Regions from separate parts of the Homo sapiens genome. Here region 1 is linked to region 2. A link is a contact called in ENCODE Hi-C or POLR2A ChIA-PET data. All regions are on one chromosome and are shown on one strand. The core of a region is the stretch at or near the end of the contact, and the rest is flanking DNA. Distances in the headings are between cores, read along the strand shown. Region 1 holds the start of LINC01118 (long intergenic non-protein coding RNA 1118). Region 2 overlaps LOC105374584 (a long non-coding RNA gene).

The links. A loop is a pair of places that touch in the nucleus more often than their neighbours do. ChIA-PET counts read pairs that join two places held with the same protein, here RNA polymerase II (POLR2A). Pooled maps may share reads with other maps.
Region 1: a pooled map shows a loop between it and region 2 (2.1-fold over the local background). The contact joins the promoter of LINC01118 here to the enhancer-like site in region 2. A Hi-C loop is called at or near these places in 1 of 168 maps with a recorded cell type or tissue (posterior vena cava) and 6 of 50 pooled maps. POLR2A ChIA-PET finds 5 or more read pairs at or near these places in 2 of 52 experiments (AG04450 and BJ).

The regions. Positions count from the first base shown.
Region 1 is chr2:46,812,218-46,818,479 of GRCh38, reverse strand. LINC01118 (long intergenic non-protein coding RNA 1118) reads right to left here and starts at 1,812. Exons shown (of 4, transcript NR_034099.1): 1 at 1,568-1,812; 2 at 1,047-1,232; 3 at 249-300. RefSeq lists a silencer at 2,290-2,554.
Region 2 is chr2:46,652,162-46,658,672 of GRCh38, reverse strand. LOC105374584 (a long non-coding RNA gene) reads right to left here. Exons shown (of 2, transcript XR_940058.3): 2 at 3,684-6,511. Among named protein-coding and RNA genes, the nearest start is that of CRIPT, 38 kb to the right of the region's middle. Within about 2 kb of position 1,419, at least 8 of the 41 ENCODE cell types and tissues checked have a DNase peak (open chromatin) inside an H3K27ac peak, as active enhancers do.

The sequences.
Region 1 (6,262 bases), core at 563-3,062, 160 kb before region 2:
GCACACTACATACATGGGGATCCAGGCCACAGCGGGTGGGGCTTTGCTCTTGGCAGGACAAACAGTCCTGGTTCCGAAAGGCCCCAGAGGCCAGGACAGAGTTTTAAATAGCCAGTGTCAGGCCGATTGTGAGGCTCGGTTTAAATTAGCTGTCAGGGCTCCATTGAATCAGGTTTAATTGTTGATTGGTGCTGAAATGATGAATGAGATGTGGCTTTAAATAGGAAGCATAAGTGTTTCAACCTCACCCTGGGCTGGAACTGCAGGCATGATCTGGTGTCCTCTTATTCAAAGAGTTCCCTGGAGGAGGAGAGGCAAGAGGAGGAGCAGAATGAGCGGCCTGGGCTGGCCCGGGTTGCTGCACCTGTTTCTGGGTGGTCTAGTGTTCCAGGACAGATATAAGGATCACCTGATGGAGGCTCAGGGAAATAAGGTCTCAATAATTCAATCAAGCGATCCTTCTTCAACCCATCTGTCCACCATTTTCCTTATCATCCTTTGACCAAGGTGCTTATTCCCATCTGTGCCTTTGCAGGGGTCCCCAGACCAATCTTCCTAGAGTTGACAGAGGAAGTGGGGGGACAAGGCAGAGAGGAAAAGTCCACCATTCTTGGGAGGTCCTGCATTTAGACCTCACTCTGTCCCTCATCAACTGCATGGCTTTGAGAAGTCATATGAGCTCTCTGAGCCTCAGTTTCCATATCTGTAAACTAAGACAAAGCTTGCCCTACCTCCCTCCTGCAAGGAGCTGTTGAGGGATCAAGAAGGCTAAGGCAGGGAAGGAGCTCTGAAAACTGTGATCGCGGCACTACTGATGACTGATCAGCGCCTCCCCTGCCTGGCCCTGGGCCAAGCTGGGGTGACTGGAGGGTGAAGTGTGAATGGGAAGAGGGAGACCCCAATGTGCCTTTTGCAGCCCATGGGCTCCCCTCACCGACACCCAACAGGTCACCGCCTACTCAGTGGTGGTTTTTCACCTTCCCCAGGGTTGCTGGACAGTTCCAGTGCTCTGGGCCAGGGCCGGGTTCCCCACCCACCCTTCTCACCTGAGACCTGCCTGGTGAGTTCCCCCAGCTGCATCTTCCATCTCCAGCTTCCTCTCACCCTCACCTGGAGCCAAGTAGGGCAGTCAGAAGAGAGGGCAAGAGAAGCCCCACAGAGCCAGGGTTGTAACCGCCAGTCTTCTTGGTAGAGGAAGCTGGAGGGCTGATTTCTGGATTTGCCTCTCAAAGCTGGAAGAATGGCAGCAGGTGGGAACCAAGGACCAGCCCCTGGTGAGGGAAAGCTGGGTAGCTTCGAGAAGGCACTGTAAGCCTCCACAATGGTGTTTCTGGGGCTCAGGGCTGCAGTGGCTGCTGCTAGTAACACCCTCCCGAGAGGGTCAGGGAGTAGCCCTCATACCCATGTCAGCTGGCTCCTGCCACCCCTGGCTACACCAGACTCAGCAGAGTCCTCTTCATTAAGAAGGCAACTGTCCTAAAATGCCACATTCCTCATGATGTCACTCCCAGAGTTGGTCAGCAGCCCCCCATGGCCTGTGGGGTGGCGCCCAAGCCCCTGAGCTCACCTGTGACAGTCCTCATGGTCAGCTCCACCTGTGGGTTTCCCCTCTCCTCTTGTACTTTCAGCGGCAGAAAGGTGCACTGAGCGGACATGGGATTCCACACTGGAGTCCAAGCTCACATGTCTTGTTTTTGTTTTTTGAGACAGGGTCTCGCTCTGTCACAGGCTCGCCTTGTCTTGTCTCTGCTCCCTCACTAGCTGTCATCTGGCCCCAGCCTCCTCACCTGCTGGCGTGAGGAATATTTACCTGCTCCAGAGCAGGGCTATGAGGGGTTGGGAGGAGTTGGGAGATGGCCCCAGGACAGCAGCACGAGGTGCACCTGAGGAGCTCAGGAGGGGCGTGTTCAATTTCCTTCCTCACCTTGCAGGCTTGGTGGGATTGTTCCAGGAAAGAATCTACAGGGGAAAATGTGCTTCTGAAAACTTTTAAGAACTACACAAATTCTAGCCTCAGGAGCCCCCTTCTCCTGGATTTCAAGCAAAGGGGCCTGTGCACTCCAATAGGGCCTCCCAGCTGAGGTGTGGGCCACCTTCCTCCCTCTCCCAACATCCTCCGATTCCCGCCCATTTCTCTCCCACCCTCCAGGTCAGTGGCCTTGGGTTCCCTGTGGACACTAGCAGTCCTTTCCGCACCTGCACACCTTCTCTGCTCTCTGTCTTTGAGATGCGTGCCATTTCGTCTTCTACCCTCAACTGTCTTTTGAGTTTTACCACCTCCAGGATAGGGGATTTGAATCACCCTTGTTATATTGTAAAGGGTGGGAAGACTCCAGCTGACCCCAGGGTGCATGCAGAGGCAAAAAAGAGACAAAACACTTTTCTTTTGGTTTTGTTTTGGTTTTTGGTTTTTGGAGACGGAGTCTCACTCTGTCACCCAGGCTGGAGTGCAGTGGCATGATCTCGGCTCACTGCAACCTCCACCTCCCAGGTTCAAGCAATTCTCCCACCTCAGCCTCCCAAGTAGCTGGGATTACAGGCATCCACCACCACACTCGGCTACTTTTTTTGTATTTTTAGTAGAGACAGGGTTTCACCATGTTGGCCAGGCTGGTCTCAAACTCCTGACCTCAAGAGATCCACCTGCCTCAGCCTCCCAAAGTGCTGGGATTACAGGCGTGAGCCACTGCACCTGGCCAACTAAACACTTGTCTATTTGTATGGTTTTTTTTTTTCTCTTTAGCTCAAAAAAGTTTGTTGGGGGTGGGGAGTGGGCTACAGAGGAGATGCTTTTGAAGAGAAAAACATCACAACCCTGAAAATTCTGGTGAAGGACAGAAGGCTCAGGAAACAGGCTCCCCAAAAAGGCAGCCAGGGTGCCAGAGCACGTGACCTGCTTTTCATAGTTTCTGAGCGCTCTCTGCCTGCATCGTTGTGCGTTCCTCCCAGACATGTGAAGTTGGTATTATTGGAATGCCTACTTGCGTTGATGGGGGAAACGAAAGTAGGTATTATAATTCCCACTCCATAGAAAAGGAACCAAGGTTTGGAGAGGTTAAATACTATTGACGATAAAACAACAATAGCTGCCATTGGCTGAGAGCTAATTGTGTGCAGGCTCTGGGGGAAGTGCATTTGAGACATCCTCTCATTGAGTCCCTCAGCCATCTGGCAACGTAGACACCATCGCCCCCATCTGATGGCAACTCAGAGATGTTAAGAAATGAGTCCACATTTAGGAAGTGGCAGGGCTGGTTCTAGGACAGGGGTGGGGCAGCCAAGGGTCATCTGGGGCCATCTTCTCATCTCTGAAGAACAGACATGGCCAAGGGCAGAGCTCTGGCTTTCTTCCCTTTGCCTGGAGTTAGATTTAGGACTTATAGGACCCATAGATGAAAGTGAGAGAGAGGTAGGTTTTAGTTCAACCCCTAAAAACATTTTAGATGAGACTTTCCTTAGAAATAAGGAATACCCAAGGAATTCAAAGTCTGGATGAATCTTCTACCTGGAGTGTTGTAGAAGAGACTCCTCCTGTGCCTGGGACAGACAGGGCTTGGTCTCAGAGCTGGAAGACCATATCCTAGCGCTACCACTGACCTACTCACGTCATGATCTTGAGCCAACTACTTGACCTCTCTGAGCCACAGTTTCCACATTTGTAAAGATGGGAAAGTAAGGCCTTTCCAAAAAGAACGTTGTGTGGATTCTGAAATATGAAATAACAGATGCAAAAGCACTCCTGGCTTGGCCCAGGGTTGGCATCTGATAAATACTGGCTGAATCTGAATCTAAGCCAGGTAGGGGCTGGGATCAGAGGACAGTGACAGTCCCTTGCCACTCTGAGTGTCTATGACTTCCATCACCACACTGGCCATGGGCCCTGCTTATCGTATCTGCCACAGGTAGCCAAATACCCAGGTGAGGATGTCCCCACAGGACTGAGAAGAGATCTGCTAAGAGTATTCAGTTTAACGGCAGCACCATGTCCTTGGTTCAACTTCTTTTTGTGGGGGAGCGTGGAGAGAGGAGGGGAAATTTTATGATCAGTCTGAAGTGGAAAGAAAGCTCTTATCTCATTTCCTTCTCAGAGCTACATGTGATGGCTGTGACTCGGCCGTGGACGTGCTGGGGAGAGTAACGGGAACTGACAGCGGCCTGGGCCACATTCTCTAGTCCTCTTCCCACAGAGGCGTCCAGAGAAGGGGAATCGGGCCCTCTTTGCCGTGCCAAAATAAACTCGCATTGTTTCCAGCTCCATGAGAGGCCTCGAGTGAAGCAGCCTTTGCCAAACCCTAAAAGGAAGGAAGGCTGAGCGGGGGGAGGGAGGGGTCCCTGGATCGGGGGATGCACCCACCACCTCGCTTTCTCCTGACTTTCTGAAAACTCCATGTGGGCAAGCTCTAAAGCAAATCTCAGAGGGCACTGTGAAAATCTGTGCATTTAGGGGAGAAAGAAAGGACTCGAACTCCCATTTGTTAAGGGTCTACTGTATGGTAGGTACTTTGTTCATTAAGACTCATATTGGTGGGCTGCAGGCGCACGCAGACCAGGGTTCAAATTCTGACCCTGACTCTATTTGCTAACCACGTGACCTGGGCAACAAAGAACTCTGAGCTTCCATTTCTTGCAGGTAAAATGGGGCTGTTATGTAACAGCAATTCTTCAGAGAGGTGTTTTGAAGGTTAAGTCAGGTAATGTGGTAATGTATGTAAAGTTCTCAGCATAGTACAGGGCATATAAATACACTCAGTATACATGAGTTATTATTACTGTTATACAGCTGCTACTCATAATAATATCATCTTAAAACTTTCATGAAAATGCTGAGAGGTAGGTATTGTTAAATAAACATGACAGGTATGGAAAGTGGAGGCTCAAGAGAGGTTGAGGCACTTTTTCAGGGTCTAACAGTTAACGAGCGGTAGGCTCAGGATTCAAACTCAGGTCTGCCCAGCTTGACGGCCATATGTGTTGCACCTGCATCTGAGATGAGGGCTGACTGGGTTTTCTCATACAGATGCCAAGTTGCTCGGAGGCTGGAAAGCTGGAAAACAGCAAAAACAGAGACTGCTGGGCATCACTTTCATGGCCCAACTGCTTCCCAGACTTCATAGGCTCAGCCACCCTCCAGCCGGGCCTGGCTGACCACCAAAGCCTACGGTTCTCCTTGCCAGGCCTCAGGGCTCCTCTGTCTTTCAGCATCCATCTGGAGTGAACGTCTGCAGCGTGGGTCCCGTCTGCACCACTGGTCCCCAGGCCCTGCACAGTTGGCCTCCTGCTCCTGCATGGACAGCTTGTTGGAGCTGAGCCAAAGCAGCCTGGGATTGAAATCCTACCTCTGTCCCTCACTAGCTGGGTGACTCTGGGCATGTTACTTGCTCTCTCTGAGCCTCAGTTTTCTCATCTGTAACTCTGGAGCAAGAGTACCTAGTGAGAATTACGGGAGACAATGAAGATGACAGTAAGTGCTCCGAAGGTGTTAGCTCTCCTTCCTCCCGTTCCCTGCCTCTGGAAGTGGGTGCTCCTGGCTCTCCTGCTCACTCAAGATCATGAGGCTGTGGAGCCCCAGGCCAGGACCTATTTTTCATCCTGATATGTACTCTCTGCATGTCATCCTTAATGAAAAACGAATAACTCATGTGTTCATTTCATTAAATGCTGCCCCCACAAAAGTGTGGGCTTGTGCAATTCTCCAAAGACTGTCAGCTGGAAGATATCTCAGAATTCCTCGTAAATCAAAAGGTTTCATTTTGCTGCCAAGACAGTCAACTCTCTTTGCCTGAATAAGACGGTGGGCGGTGCTGGGCTGGGATGGAATCGGAGACTTGCCTGCTTGTCCGGGCTTTGCCAATTACCCACACAGGAAGGGGGCAGACTGCTTGTGACTCTGGCAGAGAAATGGGTGGGATGGGGTGCTGGATCCTACAGGGTCCTTCCTTCTCCTCCTCCGGTTCTAAAATTCTGGACTTTGAGCTTTCCTTCTCCCTCTGCCTCTCCCAGCCCCCTCCCACTATGCTCCTCCCGCTCTGCTCCACAATCCCTGCCTCTCCAGTCAATCAGGTCAAATCAGCTCAGGGCAGAGTCTGCAGAGAAAAAGCATCTATGCATTCCTGGCAGAGGATGATCTTCTAATGCCCCTTAGCGCAAAAGCAGCCCTCCTTAGGGGTGAAAAGAAGGGCAGCCAAAGTCTGTGTTTCTATTGTGGGGTCCAGGAAGAGTGGGGCATTTGCTCATGGAGCTAAGGATGGATAAATTTAGAAGT
Region 2 (6,511 bases), core at 170-2,669:
CTACCTTCGATAGCGGTGGTAATATTCTATGCCTTAAATTGAGTGGTGGGGCCGCAAGTGCTTATTTTATTCTTCTTCAGCAAGACACATATATTATTTACATTTATTTGCAGATAGAATCCATTTCATAGAATATTTTTAGCAAGTTAATATGGTAGTAACTAGGTAGGTGAGGTAAAATGAAAAGAGCATTCACTAGGCCTGGAGACAAAAGGTGGATGGAATCTAGGCTTTACCACTAAGTAGCTCAGATTAAGCAAATAAATAATCTTTGACGAACCCTGTCAGAGGCTGGGGAACCACTGTCCCTAGCCCCACCTGAAATTAAGTACTGTTGTATCAGCAGCCTTTTTGGGGCCTAATCCTCAACTGAAAGTCAAGATATAGTACTCTTCTCACATGGTTGCTATGATTAAATTAAAGTATATACAGTATATGAAATCATGTGCTACACTAACTGGTGCCTACTTACATATTTTTGCCTCTTCTCTATCCTACCTATGTCCTGTTGTGTATTTCTTTGCAAGTTCCTGTGCTCTGGCCAATCCAATCTCCCTGACCCCCGACCCTGTCCCACTTGGTGCTATATCCAGACAGAAGTTCATGCCCCAAGTCCTTCCCCAGCCTGGTCCTCCCACGTGTCCATCAGCCTGGCTCAAGCCCCACCCTTCCAGGGTGCTCAGCACAGTGTCTCTGTAGTCCTTTACAAACTAGATGTTAATAAAAATAGGAGTTAAGGTATCATCACACATGCTCTCACTGAATGCAACTGGGGCCGGGCGCAGTGGCTCACACCTGCAATCCCAACACTTTGGGAGGCCGAAGGTGGGTGGATCACCTGAGGTCAGGAGTTCGAGACTAGCCTGGCCAACATGGTGAAACCTGGTCTCTACTAAAAATACAAAAATTAGCCGGGCATGGTAGTGCATGCTGATAATCCCAGCTACTCGGGAGGCTGAGGCAGGAGAATTGCTTGAACCCGGGAGGCGGAGGTTGCAGTGAGCTGAGATCGCACCACTGCACTCCAGCCTGGGTGACAAGAGCAAAACTCCATCTAAAAAAAAAAAAAAAAAAAAAAAAAGCAATTGGGACTGTTGACCAGTTAACAGACAATGAAACACACCAGCCTTCAACATCTTATTTTAACTTAAAATGTACAAATATGTGCTTCTTGGCCACTGTTTTGATGAAAGACCCAGGCATTTTATTTGAGCATGAGCTTGTCATCATCTTTCTTGCATCATTCCAGTTTCTGTAAGTTGGAGCAAGAACATAGTCAAGTGTTCTTGTCAAGTCTGTGACCTTGAGAAGTGCAAGATCTTGCAACAGACCTGGTACCAGAAGGACTTTGTATTCCTAAGCACAGTGCTAACTGGAGTAGTGTCCTACAAATTTAGCTGAATTGCACAGAGCTTCTTGGATGGGGGCCGGAAGAGGATTGGGACAAGAACAAATAGGAGAAGCTGTAAGATATGGTGAGTGCCAAAGGAAACTCGTCTTAAATGATAACACTGCCTCTGGTGGTCAATCTCTAGATCAATAACTGGGCACAGTTTCACAGGTACCAAAGCCTTCCACCAGGTCTGTCCCTCTCATATTCAGTTGCTGAATCCTCTTTTCGGGTGTGTGTGTAGGGGCTGGGGTTTGGGAGGCTGGGGAGAAGAGGACAAGCATGGTGAGTGGGGCAGGCTTCACTTTCCCTCCTGAACTCAGCTTCCTTGGCATCTCTGTGCCATTCTTTGTCCACTCTTTGCTCCCAGGTCAGAATTCAGTTCTCAGCAATTTACAAAAGTCTTGACTTGGCCCTGGAATGCTGGCAAGCTCCAGCGGAATCAGAGACCTGAGCACAGTTCCCTAGGGCTGTTGAGGCTTCATGTGAGAGGCTTAGCAAATCCCAAGGAGAGAGTCAGTATACACACGTGCATATACATATGTGTGTATGTGTGAACAGGTATGTATGTGTGTGATTCTTCCCCCCACCTAAGCCAGGTGAGTAAAAACTGTAAATTGCAGGGATTAAAGAAATGCCCTTCCAGTTTATGGCCCCAGGAATTTCAAGGTGTGTACACGGAGGCTATAAATTATATTGTTTTTAATAAATATAATCTTATTTCCCCCACATGGACAAGGATCTCCCAGGGTGCAAGGGAGGCCAGGAAAGTCCAGCTTGTCTGGTGGGGATCAGTCCTTCCCATAGTGCAGCCAGCTATGGGGGGCATGCGGGCTGTGTAGGGAAAGACAGCCAGGTGGAGGCACGCTGGCTACAGTGGCTGCGGCAGAGGGTAGGCAGGGGTGGTGACATAGAAACCCAGGCCCCTTTAGCACTGTGTTTCTCATCCTCCTGTCCACCCACAGATCCTGATTTAGGAGAGCTGGAGAATGGCTGTGAAACTGCTGCCTGGCAGGAAAAAGGAAGGGAATTCCTGAAGTGCTCCTGATTAGCGCTCCCAGAGTGTTAGTCATTTATTTCTTGTTAGCATGACTTGGGTTCTTTAAAGATTTGGACTGGATGTGAAGAAGTCCCAAGGGCAATTACAGCCTGGGTTAAAAGCTTGTAGGAGTTAGGACCTTCTAGCACAGGCTCCTGACATTAAAGATGTTCAAACTATTGCCCAGAGAGGTCCACTGACTTGCCCCAGGTCACACAGCTCATTGGATGGCATGCTTCATGTTTTTTTTTTTTTTAAAGACTGAAACATTCAGAAAAGTTTCATTGATTTTTACACTAAATGAAGAGCAAATTTGTAACCGGTTTCTTTGTTGACTAGCTTTGGAACTTTGGGCAGTGATTTTTAAAAACTTATTATTTTTTTGTAGAGGCAGGCTGGTCTCAAACCCCTGGGCTCAAGCAATCCTCCTGCCTTGGCTTCCCAGAGTGCTGGGATTACAGGCGTGAGTCACCGTGCCCAGCCTGTGTAAGTGATTTAACCTCCATTTCCTCCTCTGTAAAATGGAGTAAATAACACCTCCCAAGATCATTGTGAGGATGCATAAGTTAACGTGTATGAGGCATCTATCTCAAGAACTCCAAGGACTCAATAAATGTTAGGTCTCCTTTCCTTCCCTCAGTATTCATTTTCTCCTCCCTGCCCTTTAAAATCACAGTTAACAAAAAATAAGTTCACAGCTGATTTCATAGGCAAGCTCACCTCAGTCCATATTGCAATGCAATGCAAATAGAGATGTCCTAGCCAGTCTGGGTAAGTCAGTGGCATAGTAAAAGGGATTGTGAGCAGGACGCTGAGAACAAGGGATGGGATTGGGTGGGGCGGGGATTGACTGAAGAGAAAAGGTCTCCAAAGGGAAGGTCGGAGGAGACTCTTACCAGTTATTAAAAAGATGTACTACAGAAGGACAGGCCTTGAGAGAGAGAAAGGGAGATGATAGTGACAGGACCAGAAGAGGAACTACTCAGATGCCATGGGTGGGAGTCCGATTAAGCAAGGAGGCCTGGGACGACTGTGGAGCCCACAGATCCCAGGAGCAAAACAAGCAGTCATTCAACTCCAGTCCCCCAAGGCAGACAGGTGAGCATCAAAGTGTGTGGGTTGCCTGGCGATGAAGCCCAAAGAAAGACACCTCCTTCCTCTGCAGCCATATGAGCTAAGGGAAGGATATGCCCGACCTTCTGCAGCTTTGGCAGAGGGGGCCTTGTCAGCTTCATATACCAGCTACCAAAGGAGTGATTCTAAAAACTGTTTTATGTTCATTACACTTCTTATTACAGCTCTTGTGCCAAAGATGCTTGGCAATGGAAAGCAGAGTGCTTGATTTGTGTAATAGATATTTTCACATGCAGCATACAGAAACACAAAAACAAAAGTGTCATAAAATGTTTGATCTGGTCTTTTTGTAGCAGCCATGGAAAACACAAAGGTTTCATTATCATGATGTTCCCCTGTAGGATCTGCAGAACACAACAGAACATGAGGGGAAGAGGGTGTTACTGCTGTGTAAAATTGGACTGAGGGAACACTGGAGCAGAAATGCAGACCTGAGCGCCCAGTGTGGGTGGCTCACCTTTCAAGCCCAATGGAAATCTAGCCTTTTCTTGGAAACTTTCCTAGCGAAATCTTAGAGGCACATGATGACTTTAGGGGTGTCTCTCCAGGCCACATCAGCCCTGAGGGGTAACCCAGTTTGTGCGGAACAATTCAATCACCTTTGGCCGCCTGGGTTCCCAGGTGCTCATTTCCTCGCACAGAAACCCCTCCTTACCATTGGAGGTAAATCTCCTTGTTGGGTTCCACCTGCCACATCCCAGCTACAACCTCAAGACCCAAGAAACCAGGGTTGAAATGCAAGGCACCAAGGCTGCTGCAGCCATCATCCAAACCCTCCACACAGGCCAGGGGCCGCTAGGCACTGGCCCAAGGCAGGGTGTAGCATCCAGACAAGAGGGGAATGGAATTTGCCAGATAATGGATGCCAGTGATTTGAGGAAGGCAACAGCCAAGGGAGAAATGGAAATGCAAACCAGGTACTGTCCAATGCAGCCGTCTACCTGAAAGGGCTCAGGAGAGGGAATCCATCTGGAGGCAAAGCAGTACAGTCAGGTAGAATTCCCTGAGCCTGAGAGCACAGCTCCAGTCTCTTTTTAAGAGGTGGAAGAGGAGGAAAGGTATCATGGCTTGGCTGGATGATCACTGTCCACTCAATGCTTACTGCTGTTATCACTTGCCCTAGAGAAGAGTTCTTGTTCTCTCCCTGCTGCTAATTACAACTCTTAATAGGTTTCCAAAATGCAGCTAATACACCCTCTGCTGAAAAATGTGGGGTGAGTTCCTAGGCATTTGCCAAGAATCTAGAGCTATTAGTGAGTAGCATTGCTACATCTCTTATCAGAGATATTCCTTTCACCTCACCACAATTCCTCATCCCTGGCCAATCCTCTTTGCTGACAAGGTTCCCAGATTGGGGCTGATGGAGTGAATGGAATGTCTTGCCTGGAATCAGGGGTCACAATAAAATAATAGAGCAGGTGAAGGGAGTGGGCTGAGGTCAGTGAGCCAAAGATGATCTAAATGGATGAAGTCAGGGAGATCATGTCAACAAACAGTGGTTTCAAGCTGGCACGCAGGAGGGTGGTCATGGCAGAAATCTGGAACATGGGCTGGAGCTGCGGCCCTGCCCAGTCTTTCTGCAGCAGGAGTCAAGACGGGGCTGCACTGATGGCCTTCCATAACTGGCCCAGCCCTGGGCCTCGGTGTGGGCTTTTCCAGACACCTCAGCTCTCCTATCTGGGCTGCTGAGGGCTTCTTCCCAGAGGTGAAGGCTTGCTCAAGGTCCCTCTTAGTTCAGGGAGTGAAAGCCTGGAGTTTGGGGGCCAACTGTCCGTCCTTCAAGTCCTCCTCACAATTTCTCTCCAAAGGCCTACAAAGTGTCTCATGCAAAACAGATTCTTCAGACCTGACCCCCTGTTCCTCAGTTCCTATGGTATTTTATGTCCCCTGCCCCACCCTAGACTTTTACTACCTTGCACATTTGGCCATTTTCTTAAATTACCAGCTATATTTTTGGTAATTATAGCCCATGTATCTTATCACGCCAATTACCTAGTGAGTGACTTTGGGTTTAAGTATGAGTGCTTAAAATGTTTCTGATCCTTTGCTAAGTGCTGTGTATAGACTATCCCATCTAATCTGCATAACAAATCTATGAGGAGATGTCATAACTTATTACCCTCATTCTTTTGAGAGGAACTAGGGACTAGAAATGTCAACAAACTTGCCCAGAGTTCTGGCTCGCTCTGTGAGTTGAGCAAGTTATAGCCACTGTGCGCCCCAGTCTCTTCATCTGTAAAATGGGGTGAATAACAGTGCCTACTTCATAAGACTGCCAGGAGAACTAGATGAACTAATGCATAAAGTGCTCAGGACAGCGCCGGGCCCATTGGTGTTTGTACCTGGTTTGCATTTCCATTTCTCCCTTGGCTGCTGTCTTCCTCAAATCATTGGCATCCATTATTGGGCAAATTCCATTCCCCACCTTGTCTGGATGCTCCACCCTGCCTTGGGCCAGTGACTGGGGCCAGTGACTGGTCTGTGTGGAGGGTTTGGATGATGGCTGCAGCAGCTTTGGTGCCTGGCATTTCAACCCTGGTTTCTTGGGTCTTGCGGTGGTGGCTGGGGTATGGCAGATAAATAAATGAACATCTAAGAGGCAGAGCTGGATGTAATCCAGGGGGTTTGATTTCAGAGCACAAGTTCCTACCTACTATCTGTGACTTCTTTCCTTGTTGACTGTGTCTTGTTCTGTTTCTTCTGAAAGCTTTGGCAGGGACTTTGATTTTCATTTTACAGATGGAAAACTGAGCTATCATAGACATGATCCAGCCAGGGCCACACACCTGTTTCTCTTCCTGAGAATTCCATGGTGATACTTCCTATATTCATATGGACCAGGCACCATTCTGAGCACTTTACACATATTAACTAACAGATCTCACATGCAGTTTTAGGCACAAAGTGCTGCTATTTATCCAATTTTGCAGATAAGGAAGCTGAAGCAC